Regions from separate parts of the Homo sapiens genome. Here region 1 is linked to region 2. A link is a contact called in ENCODE Hi-C data. All regions are on one chromosome and are shown on one strand. The core of a region is the stretch at or near the end of the contact, and the rest is flanking DNA. Distances in the headings are between cores, read along the strand shown. Region 1 holds the start of PRAMEF12 (PRAME family member 12). Region 2 has its middle 34 kb from the start of AADACL4.

What was found. A loop is a pair of places that touch in the nucleus more often than their neighbours do.
Region 1: a loop to region 2 is called in a map of K562, with 2.3 times the contacts of the local background. The contact joins the promoter of PRAMEF12 here to the enhancer-like site in region 2. A Hi-C loop is called at or near these places in 2 of 168 maps with a recorded cell type or tissue (both K562).

What each region holds. Positions count from the first base shown.
Region 1 is chr1:12,772,308-12,775,028 of GRCh38, reverse strand. It overlaps PRAMEF12 (PRAME family member 12), which reads right to left and starts at 1,291. Exons shown (of 3, transcript NM_001080830.5): 1 at 1-1,291. The coding sequence starts at 161.
Region 2 is chr1:12,676,223-12,678,981 of GRCh38, reverse strand. No RefSeq gene overlaps it. Among named protein-coding and RNA genes, the nearest start is that of AADACL4, 34 kb to the right of the region's middle. RefSeq lists a silencer at 2,174-2,509. Within about 2 kb of position 1,266, at least 4 of the 41 ENCODE cell types and tissues checked have a DNase peak (open chromatin) inside an H3K27ac peak, as active enhancers do.

The DNA of each region.
Region 1 (2,721 bases), core at 42-2,541, 96 kb before region 2:
GTTGTCAGGGTCTCGCAGCATCTCCTGGTAAAGGCCTCCATGAACAGTGGGGGAAAGAGCTCCCTGGGCAGCTCCTCCAGGGTGGGGATGGCCAAGGCCCGGTCTCTCAGCAGACTCTGCTCAGCCAGCTCCAGGAGTCTAGGTGGGGCCTGGAGGCTCATCCTGATGAATCTAGAGAAAAAAACATCATTCTTACGGCAAATCACATCACTTCATCATCTCCTAGTGCCAATGTCATTGCTCTGGTAGAGGTGGAAAGGTAATTAGTTCACCCCAATTCCACTCTGCACTTTCTGGACACAAATCTGTAATTCTGCCCTTGCTGGTACCATAAAGAATGTCTTCCAAACAATGAGGAGAGGGCAAGGTAACCACTGGCCCATTCATTTTCAACCATTGCTGCACTAAATCTCAGTAACACTGGGAAGCGTTGCTGAGGATCCTGAAAGCTAAGCTCCACCTTTTTGAGAAAATATTTCTTGTCACTTACCACCCTAAAACAATGGGAACGAGAATGTCCTGTGGCCCCACACAGCCTACATTCTCAGTTCCCACAATTGACATGCTTGCAGAAGACTAAAGGGACTCCTTGGAATCAGCGCCATTATTTTTTATTTTGAAAAATTGTAACAAGAAATTGTAAAAACAGCATGACAGTGTTCTAGAGCCTGTGAAAGTTAGGGATAAAAACACTAACTCTCAGATGAAGGTTCCAATGTTGATCTCTTACACAGACTCACAATGACCCACTTTGGGATGGAATCTAGGGGAAAAAAATGGGTCCCATGTTCAGAACAAAGACTCCACTCTTGAGAATGGCCTATGGAATATCTTTAAGGTATTAGTAAAAACTAAGGCCTAACATGTAAAATCACGATGCCACCAAGTCTATGAACTATAATTTAAGGGCACAAAAACCAATTATTTCAAATGTCACGAAATAAAAATTCAACCAGTTGTAACTTTTTAATATCTCTTGTTAAAAAAAAAACTGCTTCAATAAGAATTTTGAAATGACAAAAACCAAGCACAAATCCAATTTTGGGGGATGAAGACAAAACTACATTTAGAGGAAAAATCAAAGCCTAAATTTGTTCTTCTGAAAACAGACAAGAAAATTCTCTCTGCCACCTTGGGCTGCATGTCACCATCCCTGACTGGCTGGCTGGCTGCAGATCAGATGGGCATGACCCTAAGGAGGTGGTGACTTACCAGATCTGGACTCAGTTTGCAGGGTGCTGCAACCTCTCAGAGAACCGAGCAGTAGCTCCAGGTGTCAGCGCCTTGGATTCTCTCCTGTGCACCTTCGGGAGCTTTTATGGACCTTTCTAACCACACCCTCCCCATCTCAACAACCAACTTCCAATCAGAAAATGATGTCTGATTAGATTCTGAAGTTCCACCCAGTTAATCCTGATTGAGTTTGCGACTTTCTTCTGATTAATTGATTGGATCAGATATACGTTTATGAAAGTGAAAGATATAAATAATAGGGTGAAAGTCCACAACTCATTCATTCCTTTATTCCACAAACACTGATGGAGTTTGACTGACATGAGAGCTTCATAGTGATGCAGGAAAGGGTTGAATCTGTTTCTGGCATTTGACAGAAAAAACAAAACCTGAAGGTATCTTTGCTGGGGGATCTTTGGCCACATAAACATTATCAAAATGTCTCAGAGCTAAAACAGCTCTAAGAAGACAGTAATTTCATCCCTAAGAAAGCAGAATAAATATCTCTGCGTATCCAGTGGTCAGCTGGGATTTACGCTTTCTAACATGGTAGATCATATGCCCATTCAGGTGGCAGAGGGGAACCACTGAGGGTGTGATTGATCTCAAGACGAAGGTTCAGGCTTCTCCGGAGGAAATTAAACCAAAATTACAAAGTGAGGTGGGGGCTGGGCAGGATGGGACCGGGTGTTCTAATGGGACCCTGGGAAGGAACCAAGACAGCATAAAACATGGTGGGTATTTTGTGGGAGAGGAGACGGAAGGATTGAAAGACTCCATTTAGATTGAATTCAAAAACTGAAAAGGAAATAATTACAAAAGAGACACTGTAGACTCAAAACACAATATTGCCTTTGAGGGCATGGGACGAGATACAGTCTTGGTCACCTCTAGAAGGTAAAGCGTGTTTACTCACAAAAATGATGGGCACCCCTCAGAAAACCAGCTTCGGGAGATTGAATCTGAGAATGTGAGCTGGGACAGAGGCCAGACAGAAGCACAGTGGCCAGGCCTAAGAAGGGAGACTCCCCCAAGCTGGAAGCCACAGAGGGTGGAAGCTGTGGGCTCTGCAGGACATGGGGGAGAAATGCACAAGGGTCCGTGTCTCCCTGTCATGGCGCTATGGTCTGGAAATCTTTCCTTTAGACTCAGGGATCTTCCCACAGTGGAACATTTCCCAGCAACCCTCAGGTCCAGGCATTTCCCAGGGCCCTTCATCCTCATCAATCCCATCGGCCCCTTTCCAGGTATATTTTGATCATTAATGTTTTCTCATCCTTAAAGTCCTCTCTTGTCCCTAATATTGAACATAGAGATTCTGATCAGAACAACAACATTAGGCATATGAAGAAAACTCAGGCCAGGCACGGTGGTCACTGGAGTCCAGGAGTTTGAGACCTGCCTGGGTAACATGGTGAAACACTGTCTCTGTAAAAAAAAAAAAATCTACCTAGACATGGTCATGTGCACCTGTATTCCCAGTGACCC
Region 2 (2,759 bases), core at 17-2,516:
ATGCCATTGTTCATAGCAGCATTGCTAATGACAGCCAAAAAGTGGAGACAACCCAAGTGTTCATCAGTGGATGAATGAATAGACAAATTGTGGTATATTCATACAATGGAATGTTATTCAGCCATAAAAAGGAATGAATAGAATTATGGCAAAACTGATGAGATGTCACTTCCAAGATCAGGTTTTATAATACACTTTTATAGTAACAACAAAGAGACTGAGGCTTCCCTCTGGGTATACGGGGCACCCCCTCCCTTGCTTCCTCTCTCACTCTCTGGCTCACTCACTCTGAAGCCAGCTGCCATGTGGGGAGCTGGGAAAGGCAGTCTCCCACATGCAATCTTTCCACCCCCATTTGGCCACATCAGAATGGACGTTGGGGCTGGGACATTTCATAACATGACCTGTGCTAGGCTTGCTGCCTTGTGTGGGAAGATCTTTCCCTGTTGCTAGTGTGTGCTCCTTTGTTCTGCCTAAGCATGGGCATCACATGGCATCTGGCCAACTCCACTGCTGTGTCTGTCTCCATGGGAGGGAATGGGGTCCTTCAACTACAGCATGAGAGAGGTGCATGTAACCAATTGCCCTGTGTCAGCTGCCCCAGGAGAGACTCACTGGCCATGGGGGCTTTGCTGGCCATGGGGACACACTATTGACACTTTTTTTTTTAACTTTTATTTTAGGTTCAGGGGTACTTGTGCAGGTTTTTTATATAGGTAAATAGCATGTCACAGGGGTTTGGGGTACAGATTATTTCATCGCCCAGGTAATGAGCATAGTACTCGACAGGTAGTTTGTCAATCTTCTCCATCCTCCCATCCTTTACACTCAAGTAGGTCCCAGTGCCTGTTCCTTTTTTGTGACCATGCATTCTCCATGTTTAGCTCTGACTTATAAGTGAGAATATGTGGTATTTGGTTTTCTGTTCCCAAGTTTCACGTAGGATAATGGCCTCCAGTTCCATCCATGTTGCTGCAAAGGACATGATCTCATTCTTTGTTATGGCTTTGTAGCATTCCATGGTGTATATGTACCACATTTGAAGCTGATCATCCTCTGCCTCTTCTCTATGTAAGTCAAGCTTGCTCCATTCAGTGTTTAACTAGGTTGTGTTTCCTTTGGCCATTCCAGTACCAAGATGCAATGGGCAGAAGTGTTTGGACCTCTCCCCTGGAACTGGTAACTGGTACACAGTGTTCTGCTTCACAATGATGTCTTTAGCCAACAGCCAGTGAAGCCCTGAGGTTTGCCAACAGCCACATGAGTGGCCAAGGAAGCTAATCTTTCCCCAGCTGAGCATTGAGATGATGGCAGCCCTGGCTGACACTTGATTACATCCCATGAGAGATCCTGAGCCAGAGACTCCCAGCAAGGCTGTGTTCAGACTACTGCCCCACGAAAACTGGGAAATAGTGAATACTTGCTGTTTTTAGTTGCAAAGATTTGGGGTAATTTGCTATGTAGTAGTAGTAGACAACCAACACATATTTTTAATACCCGAAGTAGGGAAGTACAAAAACCTAAAAATGTGTTGGTAATTTTTAATGTTTATTTATTTATTTGTTTGAGACAGGGTCTCACTCTGTCACCCAGGCTGGAGTGCAATGGCATGATCATAGCTCACTGCAGGCTTGACTTTCCAGGCTCGGGTGATTCTCCCACCTCAGCTTCCCAAGTAGCTGAGACCACAGGCATGTGCCACCATGCCCAACTAATTTTTTGTATTTTTTGTAGCGACGGAATTTCACCATGTTGCCCAGGCTAGTCTTAAACTCCTGGACTCAAGCCATCTTCCTTGGCCTCCCAGGGTGCTGGGATTACAGGTATGAGCCACTGCACCTGGCCAAAATGTGGTTGTAAACTTAACCTTGGGCACAGTGGTATGGCTTACATTTAATGAAGTTGAGATGCCAGGGTTTCCCCAGCACTATTTGTAGAAGGAAATCCAAAGTCTTATGGAGATGGGACTGTTGGACTGGATTTCTCTTTTGCAACCTGCACGATCACCCCCCAACTACAAATGCCAAGAAGGCACAGAAGACAGTTCCCTTACTAACACACCAAGAAATTCATTTTTGTGGAGGACATCTATACCCTTAAAAATGTCTGAGGCCAGGGGCAGTGGCTCATGCCTGTAATCCCTGCACTTTGGGAGGTCGAGGCAGGTGGATCACCTGAGGTAAGGGGTTCAAGACCAGCCTGGCTAACATGATGCAACCCTGTCTCTACTAAAAATGCAAAAAAGTAGCCGGGTGTGGTAGCGGGCACCTGTAATCCCAGCTACTCAGGAGGCTGAGGCAGGAAAATCACTTGAACTCAGGAGGCGGAGGTTGCAGTGAGCCGAGATCACGCCGCTGCACTCCAGCCTGGGCAACAAGAGCAAAACTCCGTCTCAAAGCAACAACAACAACCAAAAAAAAAAAATGTCTCTGATTATTCTCCTTAGTAAGCAGGTATGACTGTGGAGGAGGCCACATTGAGATGGTCTTTCTAACTTTATTCAAGATAATGGTATCTGTGATGGTTAATACTGAGTGTCAAGTTGATTGGATTGAGGGATGCAAAGTATTAATCCTGGGTGTGTCTGTGAGGGTGTTGCCAAAGGAGATTAACATTTGAGTCAGTGAGCTGGGAAAGGCAGACCCACCCTTGATCTGGGTGGGCACTGTCTAACCAGCTGCCAGTGCAGCTAGAATATAAAGAGGCAGAAAACAGGAAAAGATGAGATGGGCCTAGCCTCCCACCCTACATCTTTCTCC